Linked DNA regions of Mus musculus: region 2 is linked to region 1. A link is a loop called in an ENCODE intact Hi-C map of the cell type or tissue named here. Cell type or tissue: left cerebral cortex. All regions are shown on one strand. Links, peaks and the distances in the headings refer to the core of each region. The heading gives the core; the rest is flanking DNA. Region 1 has its middle 63 kb from the start of Vwa5b1. Region 2 overlaps Gm32770 (a long non-coding RNA gene).

Region 1 (8,332 bases), core at 71-8,070:
ACACCAGCCAACAAGGAGAGGTGAGAAACAGAGAGATTTAGTCAACGCATATTGAGAAGAGGGGCCGGTAAAGGAAGAGATAAAGGAATCCAGGGATCCCAAGTTCACTGTAAAGGTACCGATGAGAACTCTGGGTTCAAATAGAGGAAGACTTGGGGCAAGGTTAAGAGGTATGCATAATTAAACACACAATTAAGTGATCATGGTCAAGGTGTGGTCTTACCCATAATTCTTTGAGTCCTGTAAGGAGATCTGAAGAGATGTTGTCACATCTTTGTCGTAGAAGAGAGGCCTAGGGTTTAGCTTTTTAAGCTGGTCTGCTCCAGGGTGTAGTCTCTCCATTACAGATGCTTGCTCTTAACTTGGGGTGGTGGGCTGTATCCTGCTTGAAAGACATTGCTGTTTCTTACAGGCTCGAGTAAGGAGTCAATGCTTTTGGACCAAACCAGTTTTGAAGAGTCTGTTATAATATTGGGGGTGGGGGTGGGGCTTTCCACAATTTCGGGACTGACAAGATGTCTCTGTGTACCCCAGCCTTTCTTCCACCAACTACCAGTTCTTGATTTCCCCCCTGGATCTTTCCACCCCGAGCATCTAGCTTCTGCTGTGGCTCCTCTGAAACACCACACTTGTCTGCGCGCGTGCATGCACACCCTCCCTGACCCTCCAACAGTGTCACCAGAGGGTATCCTTGGTTCTTGGACTCCATGGGGATAGTTGTTTGAGAGGATTTGAGTACCTTTGGTCCAGCCTCATCCTTCCTTGGGACCTGTCTTAGTCAGGGTTTCTATTTCTGCACAAACATCATGACACAAAGCAAGTTGGGGAGGAAAGGGTCTATTCAGCTTACACTTCCACATTGCTGTTGATCACCAAAGGAAGTCAGGACTGGAACTCAAGCAGGTCAGGAAGCAGGAGCTGATGCAGAGGCCGTGGAGGGATGTTCTTTACTGGCCTGCTTTCCCTAGCTTGCTCAGTTTCCTCTCTTACAGAAACCAAGACTATCAGCCCAGGGATGGCACCACCCACCATGGGTCCTCCCACCTTGATTGAGAAAATGCCCCACAGCCAAATCTCATGGAGGCATTTCCCCAACTGAAGCTCCCTTCTCTGCGATAACTCCAGCTGTGTCAAGTTGACACAAAACCAGTCAGTACAGGGCCTCAGTGTCTCCAGCTCTAAAGTGCAGTGGCATGGGCACCTGTGCATCTCCTCCAATGCTGGCAGCTTAAGGCTGCCCCTGTGGGAGCAGCTAGGTGCCAAGTTCCCTGGGCCAGGGCCTGTCTGCTGCTTCCTTTGCTTGGAGGCCTCAATGGGAGCAAGTACTGAGCCCCAGGAAGCAGCCTGGCTAGAGCCAAGAGGAAGATCTGCTCCGGATTCTCCTGTGTCCTGAACCTCCTGGTCCCAGATGCCTCCTTCTTAGGGGCTAGGAAATTGTTGGGCTCTGTCTGCCTTCCAGGGACGGTGTAGGGATCAGGCTACTTGTGACTGTGCCTGCGGTCCCAGTAGCTGATCAGGAACAGATTTCCTCTAATTAAACTTGGGAGGAAACAAAAAAAGCTTAAGCTGAGTACAAAAGATGCCTTTTCTAAAAATCCCCGCAACCTCGGCTCATGTAGCTGAGCGGAGGAGTGCTCATGTGGACGCTGTGGGGTCTTGGAGGATGAGCAACCTCGGGTCATTTAGCTGAGCCACCAACACACAGGAGGTAAGGAACGAACATATTGAAGGACACGGAGGACCCAGGGTTGGGCAGACCGGGGTTTGAATCCTTCCCACACATATTTCTAGCTGGGTGACCCTGGACATCTTTAAACTTAAGAGTCCTTATGTGTAATACCAAAATGATACTTCCTAGGGTCCCAGAGGAGCAAAGGGGATGAGAGTGGGGCCGTGCCTGCCCTTCTGACATTTACAGTCCTCCAAAGCTTGATTATTGTTCTTTTAAATTTTTTTTTCTGAAGAAAAAGATGATTTGGTTGACCTTGCACTTGGTCATTAAACAGCTCTGCCTTAGCATCCTGCCCCCTGGCTCTTCCTTCACAGCACCTCACTGAGATGCCCTATCGCCTTTGTGCTGGGCTCTGGTTTGCTGTGATAAACACTATGACCAAAAACACCTTGAGGAGGGAGGGGTTATCTGGCTCACAGGTTGCAGTCTATAGTCAGGGGAAGACAGGGCAGGAGTTCAAGGCAAAAATCTCTCTGAAGCCAGGAGCTGAAGCAGAGATCAGGGCGGAGCTCTGCCCACTGACGTTCCCACATGGCTTGCTCAGTTTGCTTTCTTAGACTACCCAGGACTACCTGCCCAGAGATGGCACTGCCCAAGATGGTCTGGGTCATTCCACATCTATTGTTATTCAAGAAAATGCTCTACAGGCTGGGCTGATGGGGCATTTTTTTAACTGAGGGTCCCTTTCTCAGATGACACTTGCTTTTGTCACGTTGACACACAAAACCAGACACATACTTAACTAGGATACTTCTGTGTATATTGACTTGATTTTGTGTTGTTTGTTCATCTCTCTTTCCTAGAATATCTGCCCCACCGGAGACAGTAGACAGGTTCAAGACTGCTCTCCTCAGTTCCTACGCTAACACCATCTCTTTTTTTCTTTTTTTTTTGGGGGGGGGGAGAGGGGTTCATGTATGTAGTATGTATGCACACACACATTCACACACACTCAGATGCACACACATTCACACATACACTCATACTCACATACACTCACATGCACAGAATTCACATGCACATGCACACACACTCACACATATGCACACACTCACTCATACTCACACACACATGCTCACACACTCACACATGCACACACATTCACATACACACTCACATACATACAATGCACACACTCACTCACACTCACATACACGTGCTCACACACATGCACACACACACACTCACATACAATGCACACACTCACATACAATGCACACACTCACACACACTCACACATGCACACACACTCACATACAATGCACACACTCACTCACACTCACATACACGTGCTCACACACATGCACACACTCACTCACACCCATTCACACTCATGCACACACATCCATACACTCACACACGCTTATAAAATAATAATATTAACACATTTAAAAGGGAGCAACTTAGCTAAAGTGAAGTCATCTGGCTGGGCCCTGACTCAGAGTCTTTGTTAAAAAAAGCGTGCTGGAGATAGGAACCTCTGGGGAGGCTGCACAGCAGTTGCCTGTACTGAACACTCATGCGTGGTGCTTTGCTGTGACAGCCTAGCATGGCAGTGCAGGCAGGGACTTCATTTTGCTTCTAGGTTTAGTAGGTGACATGGCTTGTCAATAGAGGGAAAGATCTCGGGTATGACACATAAGAAGTGACCAGAAAGTGGGACCCCCAGTCCAGATGAGAGATCTTGCCTGTGAGGTTGAGTCCAGACTTTCCCTCTTGAGGCAGAGGGAGCCTAGAGGATGCTTGAGTCTTCCCTGGTTGCAGTGTGGAGGCTGGATATGAAGCCATCATCTGCAGGCAGGGAGAACAGCTGGCATAGCACAGCAGGGATCTGAGCAGAGTCTGGGGTGACGGTGTGGATATGTCAGGGAAGAGTGAAGGGTGGTACGCATGAGAAGCCAAGGTTTCTATTCTCATTCATTCACTCATTCATTTACTCATTCTCTCATTCGCTTTATATCCCGATTGCAGCCTCTCCTCCAATCCCACACTCTCACCTCCATCCTCCCTTGCCCGGCACATCGAGGTGCATCAGGACTAAGCTCATCTTCCTGCACTAAGTCCAGCTAGGGGAGAGGGATCCAAAGACAGGCAACAGAGTCCGAGTCAGGCTTCATCCAACAGCGGATGGAAACAGATGCAAAGATGCACAGCCAGACATTAGGCCGAGTTCAGAGAGTCCTGTGGAAGAGTCGGGAGAAGGATTAGGAGCCCGCAGGCTTAAGGACGACACAAGACCTACAGGGACAACTCACCTGGCCCATGGGGGCTCACAGAGACTGAGACACCAAGCAAAGGTCTCCACTCTTAAAATTCCATCTGTCCCTTCCGTTTCTCGCCCTGAATTTGGTGATGTTTGGTATATCTAACTTTTTATACTCAGTATGCAAAGATCATGGGGCTTGAGTCATTTCAGGTCCCTTCTGGAGTGAATGACAGAAAGGATGGTCCTAACCTGATCACTGACTGAAGCCAGTGCTTACACGGGTGCTATGGGAGTGGGAGAAGCTTTGCCTTGAAGGATGTCATAGCCAATGAAGGAGACAGAGCTCTATTTGAGAACCCCTGTCTGATGAAGGACATAAAATCCCTGCCCGTGAAAGGCCTCCAATCTGATGGGGGCAGGGTGGTATGCAGCAGTACACACACACACACACACACACACACACACACACACACACACACACACACACACACAGAGAGAGAGAGAGAGAGAGAGAGAGTTAGAGTTGGGAGCTCCTAGTCTAATGGAAGACATAGACCACTCCCCCTCACCACTAATAAAATAGGAAGTTACTATTGAGAGGACGTCTGGGCAGTTTGTCTGAAAGAAGTAGGCATTGCCTGAGGTTGTGGGGAGTGGTGCAAATATTTTGGAGGAGAGGAGGAGGAATGGGCCAAGCAGGCAAGGACCACATAGTTACTTTCTCCTGCAAAGGTCAGCCAGCCTGGGGTCTGAACACACAGCTCTGTACATGGCGCCTGTCAGCCGGCTTCTGGGCTGCTACAAAGTGCTTGGTTTTAGCAGAGAGGAGAGAGGTGGTTGACAGGAACAGCCTGGGTCGTGGGGCACCATCCTTACGCTTGCTCCTCAGTTCCCATACCCAGGCTGTGTACAGCCCTGGTCTGGGAAGGCAGTGCACACCCACAGCGCCCTCTGCTGGATGTCAGGATGGCACTGCCAACTTGAGTGCAGAAGAGATCTGGTAAACAGCTCCTGCTTTCCAGCAGGGAGTTCCAGGTTCAGAAGTCACCCAGGCCGGGGTGGGGGTGGGGTGGGGTGGGGGGGTGGGGATGGGGGGTAGTGGGGTGACACAGGGAAGGTGTCAACGCCTGGCAGAACGTGTATCTACCCGCTGGATCTGAGGTCTGAGGCTTTTCTGGGACCAGTTTGTCTTAGGATGGCTGAGAAAGCTATAGCAAACAGCTTCCCTACTGTCGGCTGAGCCGGGTTTTAAAGTGGGGTCTGGCCCACCTTCTAGGTATCTGGGATAGGAAAGGGCCCTTTGCATCACATATCACTAAGATGATCCAGGGCTCATTGTGCAATAGAGCATGTGCGTCCCTTTCTTCTTCCAAGACCCTAGACCTGGGCTGGACGTTGGGTGTGCTCCGGCTGGATGCTCCCAGGGTCACAGTGAGTGAGTGCAGCTGGGGCTTCCAGCAGAATGATGGAGTTTGACAGGGTGGGGCTGGAGTCCTCTTGGTAGACCAGGATGAGGGGACCTGAGAGCTCACGGGGAGCTCAGGCTATGGTGTGATAGGCAACAGTGCCCTGCAGGGTACAGGCTGTTATCATGCCCAGAATCCCGGGTGTGGTCAGTTCCTGTCTTACGGAGATGCTGGAGTTAGCCCAGGAGTCCCTTTTAATCTTTAGTGCATCCTTACCAGTGTGAGGGACAAGGAGGTCCTCACCGCCATCCTGGCCTGGCCTTTACAGGAGGGTCAGTAGAACATGAGGGGGAAGTGCCATCAGGGTGTCACCGACTGCTTTAGCTCAGCCTGTTGGCATTCCTGTGGGAACTGATAGTGCTTCATTGCGATGTTTGGGGGCTGGTGGGAAATTCCTAATTTAGTCAACCACTTCCCCTGCAGTCTGCTAAGGGCTTGTATTGATCACGTTTCCTGTTGCTGTGACCAAAATTCCTGACAAGAAGCAGCTTAAGGGGGTGGGGTTCTTTCTGTCTTACAGTTCAAGGGAGTGCAATTGAACATGGCAGGGGAGTTGTCAGCAGGTCACATGACATTACATCTGTAACCAGGAAGCAGAGGCTCGTGGAAGGTGGTACTTAGCTTACTCACTGTCTTTCATGCAGCCTGGGACATCAGTCCGTGGGGTGTCCTACCTGAAGTGAAGGCGAGTCTCATACTTAAGCTAAGCCAATCTAGAGAACCCCTCATAGACATGCCCAGAGATGCATTTCCTAGGTGGTTCCAGTTCAGGTCACATTGACAATCAATATTGACCACTGTGGGGGTCACCAGTTTGGGGGAAAAGGTGAGTTGCTTTGTGATGTCCAAACGAGCCCCATACTTGTTTGGGGGAGACAAGTTTGGAAGCTGTGGCCTGTTGAATAAACACATTTTATGGATGCTGTTTAATTAAACACAGTTCAGCATCCTAATTTTAAACTATGTCCCATAGGAAGAGAAGGTATTCTATTCTTTGTAAGTTAGAAAGTCTCAGTTGTTAACATCCTTCCTGGTCACTCTCTGTTACAGAAGGCTTGGGATAGCAGGCAACACAGATGAACTCTGCTAGGAGACCATGCGCACATCTGGCTCGGGTCCTCCACTGGATAGTGCCAACATCTGTGTTGGTTTGACTGGCGGCTTTCTCAGGCTGTCGGGCCAGCTCCATGGGTGCACTTGTGATGGCCTGGGCGGAATTGGTACCCCGGGGGTAGTCCCTAGCTAATGCCTGAGTGGCGCTGGTACTCACGTGACCTGTTTCTTTTAAACTTGAGGTTTTTATCACTCTGGGTCCCAGAATTCCTGGTAGGAACTGTGACCAACTTCTCAGGTTTAAAACCTCCCCACGACCTCTCAGTCCCCAGCAAACCAAGACCGTCGGTCATCTTAGGAGAAAGCCTTGCCAAGTCAGGGGCAGCTTACTAAGGAAGGTGAACTGGTCCCTGTCCTGCTAGTTTGGCCTCTGAGAACAAAAGGACCGGACACAAGTCAAATCTTGTCACACCAACAGTTTTATGAGCCAAAAGCCTGGAGAAGAACAGAGCTACCATGACAAAGCAGCCACCCTTTGAAAATATATCCACACACAATTCCGTGGTAGGCACAGCTAGGTGATGGAATTAGACAGCCGGGCCCCAGGACTTCTGCAACATCAATGTAAATGACTACACCAGGCAAGGCGCTAATGTATTTTCCAAGAAGCAGGAAGTGTCTAGGCACTGTGAGGTCATGGGGGCGAGCAGAGAAAGACACAGGGCATCACGTGATAGGTAGGCACTTGAGGCTCTGTCTGACAAGGACAAGCACCGGCCATGCCACTTGAGTCAAAGCCATTTGGGCAAATAGTTGGAACTACACCGGGTGTTACCGCATGGATGCATGGAGACAGCAACTTTGCCTTAGAAGTGGCTGTAAGCCCAGGAGAGCTGGCCCAGGGTCTGAGAGGATTGCAGTGCCCACAGGGGACATCTCACACAGGCATTGCTGCATGGGGAGGCAGTGCTGGTGTGAGGAGAGTCACCAGGCCAAGGCAGAGGTGGACACAGGGGTCAGGACACTCCCCAGTCATGAACTGGATTGGTTGGGCACCAAGTCCCTGGCCTGGGGACAGATCTCTGTGAATCAGCTTGCCCAGCTGCAGGATGCTGGACATGTCCTGTCCCAAGTGTATTCAGCCCCAAGTATCTTCAGTGGCACTGTAGAGAGAGCGGTGTTAGAATGCAGGCCTCTTCCTTGCTGCTGCTGTTCCCAGTTCCTGCTGGGTGGAGGGTTGAGGAGTGGGATAAAATCTTCTCCCAAGGGCAGTAGCAATGAACGAATGCCCTCCCTCTCCCACCTCAGGGCACCGAAGATTTAGAATGCACTGTTGCCTGGATTACTGTGAGATATTACAATATGTTAGAGTTGAAACAGGACTTAGAACCCCACATGACAAGTGTGGGGGGTGTTGTCAGGCAGATTCCAGCCAGGCAGGAGAATGGGGTAGGCAATCTCTAGGGAGAAGGCCACTGCGGTCAGATGGAACAGGCCCTTTCCCACACTCTCTCCTTGTATAAGGGGTCCTGCCAAGGGCAGTGACCAGCAGAGAAATTTTGTCTTTCAAAGATATCAGTGGGGTGCAAGCAAGATTTAGAGGAAACTTCTAGAAACCTTTATTGGCGGGTGAACCAGCAAGCGGGATGGTGGTGGGGTGGTGGCTTGCTTTCTCACTCATCTGAGTGAGCAGACAAAAATCACCAGGAGTTGGTTGGTATTGGGTGTGGTTGATCTACTCCTCAGCCATAACCAGGCAGCTCGGGTCATGGAGGACACTCATTTGGCTTCAGACTTGGGATTGACTGGAAGCCAAGGCCGCATATCTACAAGTGCAGTGTGAGCCAAGGCTGGGCCTTACAGACGGGGTTCACC
Region 2 (8,332 bases), core at 68-8,067, 140 kb after region 1:
CTCCTTCTATTCCTCTTGCTGGCTACCTCTTTTCTGAGTCAAGGCAGAGTATAAATAGTTTGATGATGTGATGAAGATATATTAAAAGGGACCTCTTTTGTCCTGCCATCTGGGGTTGCATGGGACGCTTCAATAGAACCTTGCTGAGCAGTAATTACCCTCCAACCACAGTATCTCGGGGAGCCACGCCCATTTTCACCCTGGGATGGAGTGAAAGCAAAGTCTACATGTTAATTACCGGCCTGCCCTGTCTCATTACGGGTATCCATGAGGCTGCTGCGAGCAAAGTCTGAGGACCTAACAGTACTTATTTTGTGTTTGCTTTAATTAAACATTAGCGTTAGTCTTGACTCATTCCATAGGTAAAACAACAACAACAACAACAACAACAAAAACCAAAACCTACGTGCTGTAAAGTGGTTTGTTGACTTTGTATAGCTAAAGCCATATGAGGCCTCACAGTGAGTAACCTGTCCCCCTGCTTTCATGAGGTGAGAGGTCACTCTCCTGCTTCTTAGAACTTGGTGGCCTGAGGAGTGGGCCAGTGGGAGCGAGCCCCAATCCAAGGGCAGGCTCTGCTTCGGAAACTCACCAAGGGCCCAGATCAGCGAAGGGTGTCATTGAGCCTGGTGAAGGAATGGAACAGTTAATGGTGTGCACAGACCTGTGTAATTACGGTGCGCAGCCATTTCTTCTCTCTCTGCAGGAGATGGGAGACAGCACCTTGGCGCTTGGGAAATATTTATCTTCTCTCGAAAGTTGGGAGCTGATGGGGTTCTTGTTATCTTAAAAAAGATTTATATTCTCTCTCTCTCTCCCCCACGCCCCCGTGTGTGTGTGTGTGTGTGTGTGTGTGTGTGTGTATGTGTGTGTGTGTGTGTGTGTGTACATCGTGTGGGTGACCAAAGAGGGAGAAGAGGGCATCAGATACCCCAGAGCTGGAGTTACAGGTTATTGTGAGCTGCTCACTGTGCAGACTGGGAACTAAACTTTCATCTTCTGCAAAAGCAGCAAGGGGCTATTAACCACTAAGCCATCTCTCCAGTCTCCCCTTTTAATTTCTTACCTGTTTTCACTGTTTTCAAAGAGATGGATCCTTCTCCCTCCCTCCCTCCCTCCCCCCTCTCTCTCCCTCCCCCCATCTCTCCCACTCCCTCCCTCCCTCTCTCTCTCTCCCTCCCTCTCCCTCTCTCTCTCCCTCTCTCTCTTCCTCCCTCCCCCCTCTCCCTTCCTCCCTCTCCCTCTCCCCCCTCCCTCCCTCTCTCCCTCCCTCTCCCTCTCTCCCCCCTCCCTCCCTCTCCCTCTCTCTCCCCCCTCCCTCCCTCCCCCCTCCCTCCCTCCCTCTCCCTCTCTCCCCCTCCCTCCCTCTCCCTCTCTCCCCCTCCCTCCCTCTCTCTCTCTCCCCCTCTCTCTCCCTCCCTCCTTCCCCCCTCTCTCCCCCTCCCTCCCTCCCTCTCCCTCTCTCTCTTTCTCCCTCCTTCCCTGCCATGCTGGGTATAGAACCCAGGGTCACACATGCCAGGCAAGCATTCCACCACTGAGCTATACTGCCAGCCCCCAAAGCTCGAGTCCCAGCCTTCTCTCTCTGACACAAGAGGATTCACTGTTAGGAATCACTGAACTGCCTAGCGTAGGTGCTGTGCTCAGCGGTGAGCCAGGATAGGAAGGCAAGAGACACCATTCCTCACCACACAGACAGCAAACAGGAAGCTATGAGAGACCAGAGCTTTGAAGGTGCTGAACAGAGGTGCCCAGAAGACTGCAGGAGTAAATAACAGAGAATCAGTGAAGCATGGGGGGTGGTCACAGTACAACTGGACCAGTCAGAACCTGCAGGTATTCACAGTTTCTGAGAATGAAGCAGGTCATGTTAGGGAATATTGGAACTCATTATTGCTCTAGTACTTAATGAACTGAGTTCTGGAGGGTACTGAATACAACTTTAGCAGGGCTTACAATAACAACAGTATTACAAAAGATAACAAGCACTTTACCATTGACATTATGTAAAGGTATTTATGTAAGACCAGCATTGAGATGGAAATATACAAAGTAGTTCTTTTATAGTAGTTAGACTATAAATTAATTTTCATGATTTTTTTCCAACATTACATTGCCTCCAATTTAAAGAGAAAAACAAAATCTGCAGTAGCTTGTCAGGTCTATTTTTCTGTTGCTCTGATTAAATACCCTAACAAAAGCAACTTAAGGGGAAAGGGTAGTTAAGTTGGCTCACAGTTACAGGTTACAGCCCATCACTGTGGAGAAATGAGAGCAGCAAGAACTTGAAGCAGCCAATCATATCACAGACACAGTCCAGAGACAAGAGCAGTGGATTAATGCTTTCTCCAGTTGGATACAGCACAGGGCCTTCTGCCTAGGGAATGGTAGCACCCTCAGTGGGCAGTTTTTCCTATCTCAATTAACACAATGTCAAAGTAATTCCTTATAAACCAATCTAGTCTAAAAGATCCTTCATAGAGACTTCCTTGCCAGGTGACTCTAATAGTATGTCAAGTTAACAATTAAAACTGTCCCAGTAGCCAAAAACATTCCAATTTTAAAAATCAACTGAGAAAGCATCTATGGTAAGGTTAAGAAAGGAATCTTTAAAACAGTTCAACCATCCACACATTTCACAGGACTTGTGGCCTTTGGAAAAAGATTCTACAAGAAAAAAAAATATTTTTTAGGGAAATACTGAAAGCTGCTCAGAAACCAACATATCTCAGGCACTAAGGATTTGCTATTGATATTTTTCAAATGTCAGAACAAAACAATTCTCAATGCAAGAAGAAAAGTTCACTTTTTATTACACAAACACTACAACCCAAGTTCTGCTCTGTTTCTCACATTTGAGTATTTTCCCATATATACCCCAAAACCTCGTGTAGCTTTAGCTATATTTTTATTATGTAATATCCATCCCCCTCAATACCACTACAAGAATTCTAAAACAGTGATTTTGGTTATTCAAAGAAGGGCTTAGTGACTATGTGTTAAACACGGTAGTTCTGGAACATTTATTGGTGTGTACTGACCTTCACCTTTTACAATTATATTGTATTGAGGGTCTAGGGAGATGGCTCAGTTGGTAGATGTGCTTGCCGAGCACGTGTGAGGATGTTGAGTTTTATCCCTAGAACATAATTAAAATGCTAGCTTGCATCTGTACACTCGCGCACACACACACAAGCGCACACACACACAAGTGCACACACACACAAATAAGATTATAGCCAAGAGAAAAGCAATGCCAGCCCTGTCATGTTGTGAGCTTGAGCAGAAAAGCTGAGGTGGCATGGACTGCCAGTTATCAAGGACTTGTAGCAGGGACTCTGACACAGAGACATCTTGGAATCTTTGGTTCTTCGAGGCTGGTTTCTTGAAGGGCCAGCCCAGCCTGGATCAGAAACCTCTGTGCCACCATATCCCCGTGTTTACCATGTGGGATTTGGATCTGGGGCTTAACTAAGACACACTCTTTGAAAACCAAATCGATTTGTGAGACTCAAAGTTCTTGACCATTTCCCGTTCTGTCCTGATTCTACCTGCAGAGCCCAGTTGTACGTCTTGACTTGGTCCAAGGAGTGCAGCATCCTGGTACCTGCCTCCTTCTCAGCCAGCTGGAACCAGTAGAACGCCGCCTGGTCTGCTCCAGGCCTTATTTGCTGCATTTAGAGGCACAGTGCCATCTAGTGGACAGAAAAGCCTCTTCATGCTCTGAGGTTTGTGGGGGTTTGTCGTCTTGTTTGTTTGTTTGTTTAATTAGTAGGGAATGGTGGTAAATAGACTGAACGAATGAGTTGTCGTCCTTTGATTCCCAGGAACACCTAGAGACAGAAACTGTTCTCTCGAATTCCACAGAGCCAGCCAGTGCCTGCAACTGACTTACAGAACCTCTTGGCCCAGTCTTGGTTCAGGGTTTTTGGGACCATGCCACAGAGAGCAGGTGAAAATACTTCTGGCTTTGGTTGAGTAGCAGCTCTGGCCTCAGCTGGTGGGTGTGTGCTGGGGTTGGTCGCTGGAGGACCTCTGCTGCTCTATGCAATACCTTGGCTCGGCTCTGGGCGATAGGTGCAGACTCTGGGCAAGTTCAGTTGTCTAGGTACTGCCGTCTCTTTCTTGCTCTGAAACTCAGCCGTGTGAGGGACTATGCAGAACTGGGGTGGGGGATGGAACTAAATGCCACAGAGGGCTCTTTGTGCCTGAAGACAGAGAAGGAACATGTACAGCATTCCTCGCCCCCTCTCCTGCCTACAGGTCACCTCCAGTCTCTGGTCTCTCTCCTGCTCCCTTTTCCTATTTAAAATCTCCTGCAGCTGTGGGGTCCTGGTCTCCAAGGACATGGCTGTTTAGGTCCCCAACAAGGGGTGAAAACAGCATGCTTTCTTTTTGCTTTCTGGGATGGACTAGGAGAGACTGCACAGCACTAGGGCTCTTCAGCCAATCTGTGTCTAAAAGGTGCACACTGAGCGGACACTGAGAAGAGTGCCACCCCTCCCCCTGCCCAGAGGGAGAGACTACCTGATGTTGAACTTTCAAAATTCCAAAGTGTTGGATTGAAACATACGTCGTGCTTTGGCATGACCCTCCGTCCAGATTCTTTGCCTACCGAGGGAAGCAAAATGCTTTCTTGTCTTCTCTTTCAGTGGCTGGGCTTTCCCGTTACTTTTGGACCATCATCCCAGCAAGAAGGATGGATGGATCCGTCTTGCCTGAAGCTTGACGCCTCACAGAGTCTACAGGTCAGAATATGAGTACAAAGAGGCTGTGTGTGAAAGTATAACAACATAAAAACAGAATTCTAGGCCTTTAGGCCCAGGCTTGGAAATGTGGCCTTTGTAAAGGTATGCTAATCATAAAACAGATAGCAACATTCCTCCACCCACCCGCTTCCTGGGTTCAAAGAGTGCTCATTCAAAGAAAGTCACCCAGAACCTGCAATGCAAATGTGCTATTGTTAGGGACTCTTAAAAGCTGTCTTGAGAGTTAACAATTACCAGGTATTCCTTGTGACTCTTGTAACTTTACACTTCCTTGTGACTCTTAACTGGTATCTTTGGTATCTTCCAACATCGCCCTCCCCACTTCCTTAAGTTGTGGTTTCTTCCTTTAAATACCCCCTTACCCAGCTACTCGGGGCGCCACGGTCCTCTACCCCTGCGTGGTGTATGACCATGGGCCTGAGAGCGCTCTTGAATAAAAATCCTCTTGCAATTTGCAGCAAGACCCGTTTCTTGTGGGTGATTTTGGGGTGTCGCCTCTCCTGAGTCAGAACGTGGGGGAGCCCTCACGTTGTGGGTCTTTCATGTGCAGTTCAACGTCTTAATTTTTCCTCCCTCCCTCCCTCCCTCTTTCCTTCCTTCCTTGCTCCAAGCTACTTTGAGTTTGGAGAACTTCTCTGCCTCTTTGCTTTTTCTATCTCAAAGAATCCAACTCTAAGACCTTTGCTGTCTGGAATGTCCTAAACCGGCCAAGACTAGACAAAGCCTTTAATGCCAAGGGCCCTGGCTGAGTCACTGTGAAGTGTCTCATGGCCTGTCTTGTCCTGAGTAGAACAATCTCTTAAGTTCTCCAGAAGGCTGAGCCCACTGTCAGGTGATCCCCAAATAAAAGCTTGCCCCAGCTGGGCTCTGCCCCACCTGCTTCACCACTAGCTGAGGTCCCTGGCCTGCTTTCCAAAAGGCATTCTATCCCAGCACACACACACACACACACACACACACACACACACACACACACACACACACACACACAGAGAGAGAGAGAGAGAGAGAGAGAGAGAGAGAGAGAGAGAGAGAGAGAGAGAGTCAAAACCAGGCTTGGCTGTAGCACCCGGAAGTCCACTGCAGTGTAACCACATAGTCAGCTCTTCCAACCCAACAGACATGCCCCGCCAAGGCAGTTATAAAGAGGAACGTATTCACACTGCAGATCAAACTTCCTCGTGGGAACACTGTTATAATTGGGATGTGTGTCCAAACAGTGGCCAGACACCAAATGCGTCACAGCCATCTCCAGCAGCGAATCTTAAAAGCCAGATACCTGTGATTGCTCATCACAGGAACTATGTGCTGCCCTCGGCTTCTAGTTCCAGCAAGGCTTTAGGCTCATTGTTTAGAGTTCTGAGCTAAGCTGCCCCTCGCCTGCCACACCCACCAGAACCCCTCCTATTCTCTCCTGTTCCTCATCTTGGAGCTCTTCCCACACCAAATTCCTTACCATCCCACTTCCGTGTGTAACCATAATCCACATTGTGATGAATGCCCTTTCCTACACTGGAAACCCTGTCTGCTTAGCATAGAAGAGAACCCTAAGAACACGCACAGGCCAGAACCCTGAAACCATCCAACTATACCCAACCTCCACTCAAGGGGACAGGGGAGCTGAGACAGGGTTTCATCTTCATGTGTTATTTATGGAGATCTTGCCCACTCTGGAGGAAGTCTGGAGGGAACCATCAGGGGCCCCTGCGAAAGGAGTAGAGCCGCCATTGCAGGGAGTGGAACCTGTTAGACACTTCTTCCATTGATCATCCAATCACTGTTCCCATTCTGATCTAGCCTGACCATCTGGAGAATGAAAAAAAAAAAATCGGGCTTGATCACAGGGAAGGACTCTCAGCTGCCAATCACTTACACTCCAGACTCTGGCTTCTTGGGTCACAGCAGAGAGCCTTGCTCTCCAGTGAAAACTTCCAGCCAGCTTCCTTCTCTGCCCTCACATTCTCCCCTGCCTTGATTGCAGGGTCTTGAGGAAAAAGGAGGAGACGTTCATCCAGGCTGCCGAGTCTACCCTCCTCTCTAATTCCCTTTGTTATCACCAACTCGTCTCAGTTTTTCCGTGTTTGCAACCATTCTTTCAAAACAGCCAAATGACTCTTTCTTCAGAATGGTTGTTTTTTTTTTTGTTTTTTTTTTTGTGAAGGGAGTACCTCCTTGGGGTCTTCGTGAGGCCCTTGAGGGTCATCTGCTCCCTTGAGCATGCTCAAGGGAGCAGCGGCGGCTCACAGGGAGGGTTTCAGCACAGTTGGTTCAACAGAACCACTGGAAACCAATTAGCAGGCAGAAAAACCAGAGAAAGGATGCTGGCCCGGGAGCAGGCGCCCTGTGGTAGACAATTACCAGTGTGGGCAGGGACGGCGATATAGGTCAGCTCTCAGCCAGGAAATAGTTTTACAAGTGCAGAATGTGACTCCCTTCTGGAAGCAAAATCTGGGGAAAGGTTTTCTTTCTATATTTGGGCTCTTGACCACCACCAGGTCACTCTGCACCTCAGCCCTTGTTTTCTGAGGCAACTGGTCTCGTTTCCTCTGTTGTCCCAGAAGAAAATAGCCAGAGGCCCTTGTAACTATGACTTTCTGATTGATGGAGAGGAGAAAAGGCCGGTTCCTGCTTCAGGGGTTGGGACTGAATTCTGGGTAGTTATGTTAATACCACAGTCTCACATTTGGAGGACATTTTGATAATTTTTACCACAAGTACACTACATCCTTTTTTTTTTAAGTTTGGCTGTTGTTTTACACACACACACACACACACACATATATTTAAAAGGTTTTGTTTTTATTTTTAATTGTGTGTGTGCAGTGCCTGCAGAGGCCAGATGATGGTGCCAGACCCCCTGGAGCTGGGGTTGCAAGAGGTTGCCGCGACCCTCCCAATATAAGTGCTGGGAACTGCCCTGGAGGAACAGCTAAGCTCTCTTAAATGCCGAACCTGTTCTCCAGCCTGTTTGACTGGCTCTGGACAACATATCTGTCAGCATCTGTAGGACAGATGAAGAATTTCACCTGTCTTAGACAGGTATCTGGGACCGTGAATTGAAGATGCACTTCTAAGCCTTCGGGATTATTCCAACTGGGAGTTGGTCCAGGAGAGTCAGGAGACCTTGAAGTTTAGATCTGGATAGTTACGAAATGGAACCCCACAAACCTCTTACTGCTCACATTTGGGGACACAGGACAATAAGAGCCATAGTGACCTTAAGGCTGCACCTGGCACAGGACAGACCCTTAGGTGATTCTTCATTCATCCGCTCCCTTTGTTTGTCGAGACAGCTGGGGTGGGTGGGTGGGTGGGGCAGGTGGGCGGGGCAGGTGCTATTCTTTGCACTGAGTATAGGAAAGCTGAGGCTAAGAAGGGCTGAGAAGACGTTTGTGCCTTCTGAGTTTGCACACAGCAGTGAAGAATGACTCCAGGGCTTTGGGCATTGGGGCTGAACGCCCTTGCCTGCGTATGCCACGGTGGGTCTGCAAATGCTTCTCGCCGAGCCTTGGTCAGACAGGGCAGGTGTCCTCATGAAAAAGTGTTTCTGGTATCAGGTTTGT

Evidence for each region. A loop is a pair of places that touch in the nucleus more often than their neighbours do. Peaks named below come from ENCODE experiments on the same cell type or tissue, not always from the same donor. Only the 100,000 strongest peaks of a DNase experiment are listed, where the experiment ranks them.
Region 2: a loop joins it to region 1, with 2.1 times the contacts of the local background. A loop is called at or near these places in 14 of 42 quality-filtered maps.

The regions. Positions count from the first base shown.
Region 1 is chr4:138,557,308-138,565,639 of GRCm38, forward strand. It overlaps a transcript of Vwa5b1 not described here. Among named protein-coding and RNA genes, the nearest start is that of Vwa5b1, 63 kb to the right of the region's middle. In left cerebral cortex, for the core only: a CTCF peak has its summit at 4,876 (motif pointing left); DNase peaks (open chromatin) are centred at 1,583, 3,285, 3,450, 4,882 and 2 more places; H3K27ac peaks cover 2,111 bases.
Region 2 is chr4:138,696,728-138,705,059 of GRCm38, forward strand. Gm32770 (a long non-coding RNA gene) reads left to right here. Exons shown (of 5, transcript XR_390863.2): 2 at 3,558-3,728; 3 at 3,828-3,952; 4 at 4,653-4,748. Among named protein-coding and RNA genes, the nearest start is that of Gm32770, 23 kb to the left of the region's middle. In left cerebral cortex, for the core only: CTCF peaks have their summits at 3,692 (motif pointing left) and 3,897; DNase peaks (open chromatin) are centred at 3,662 and 5,978; H3K27ac peaks cover 4,115 bases.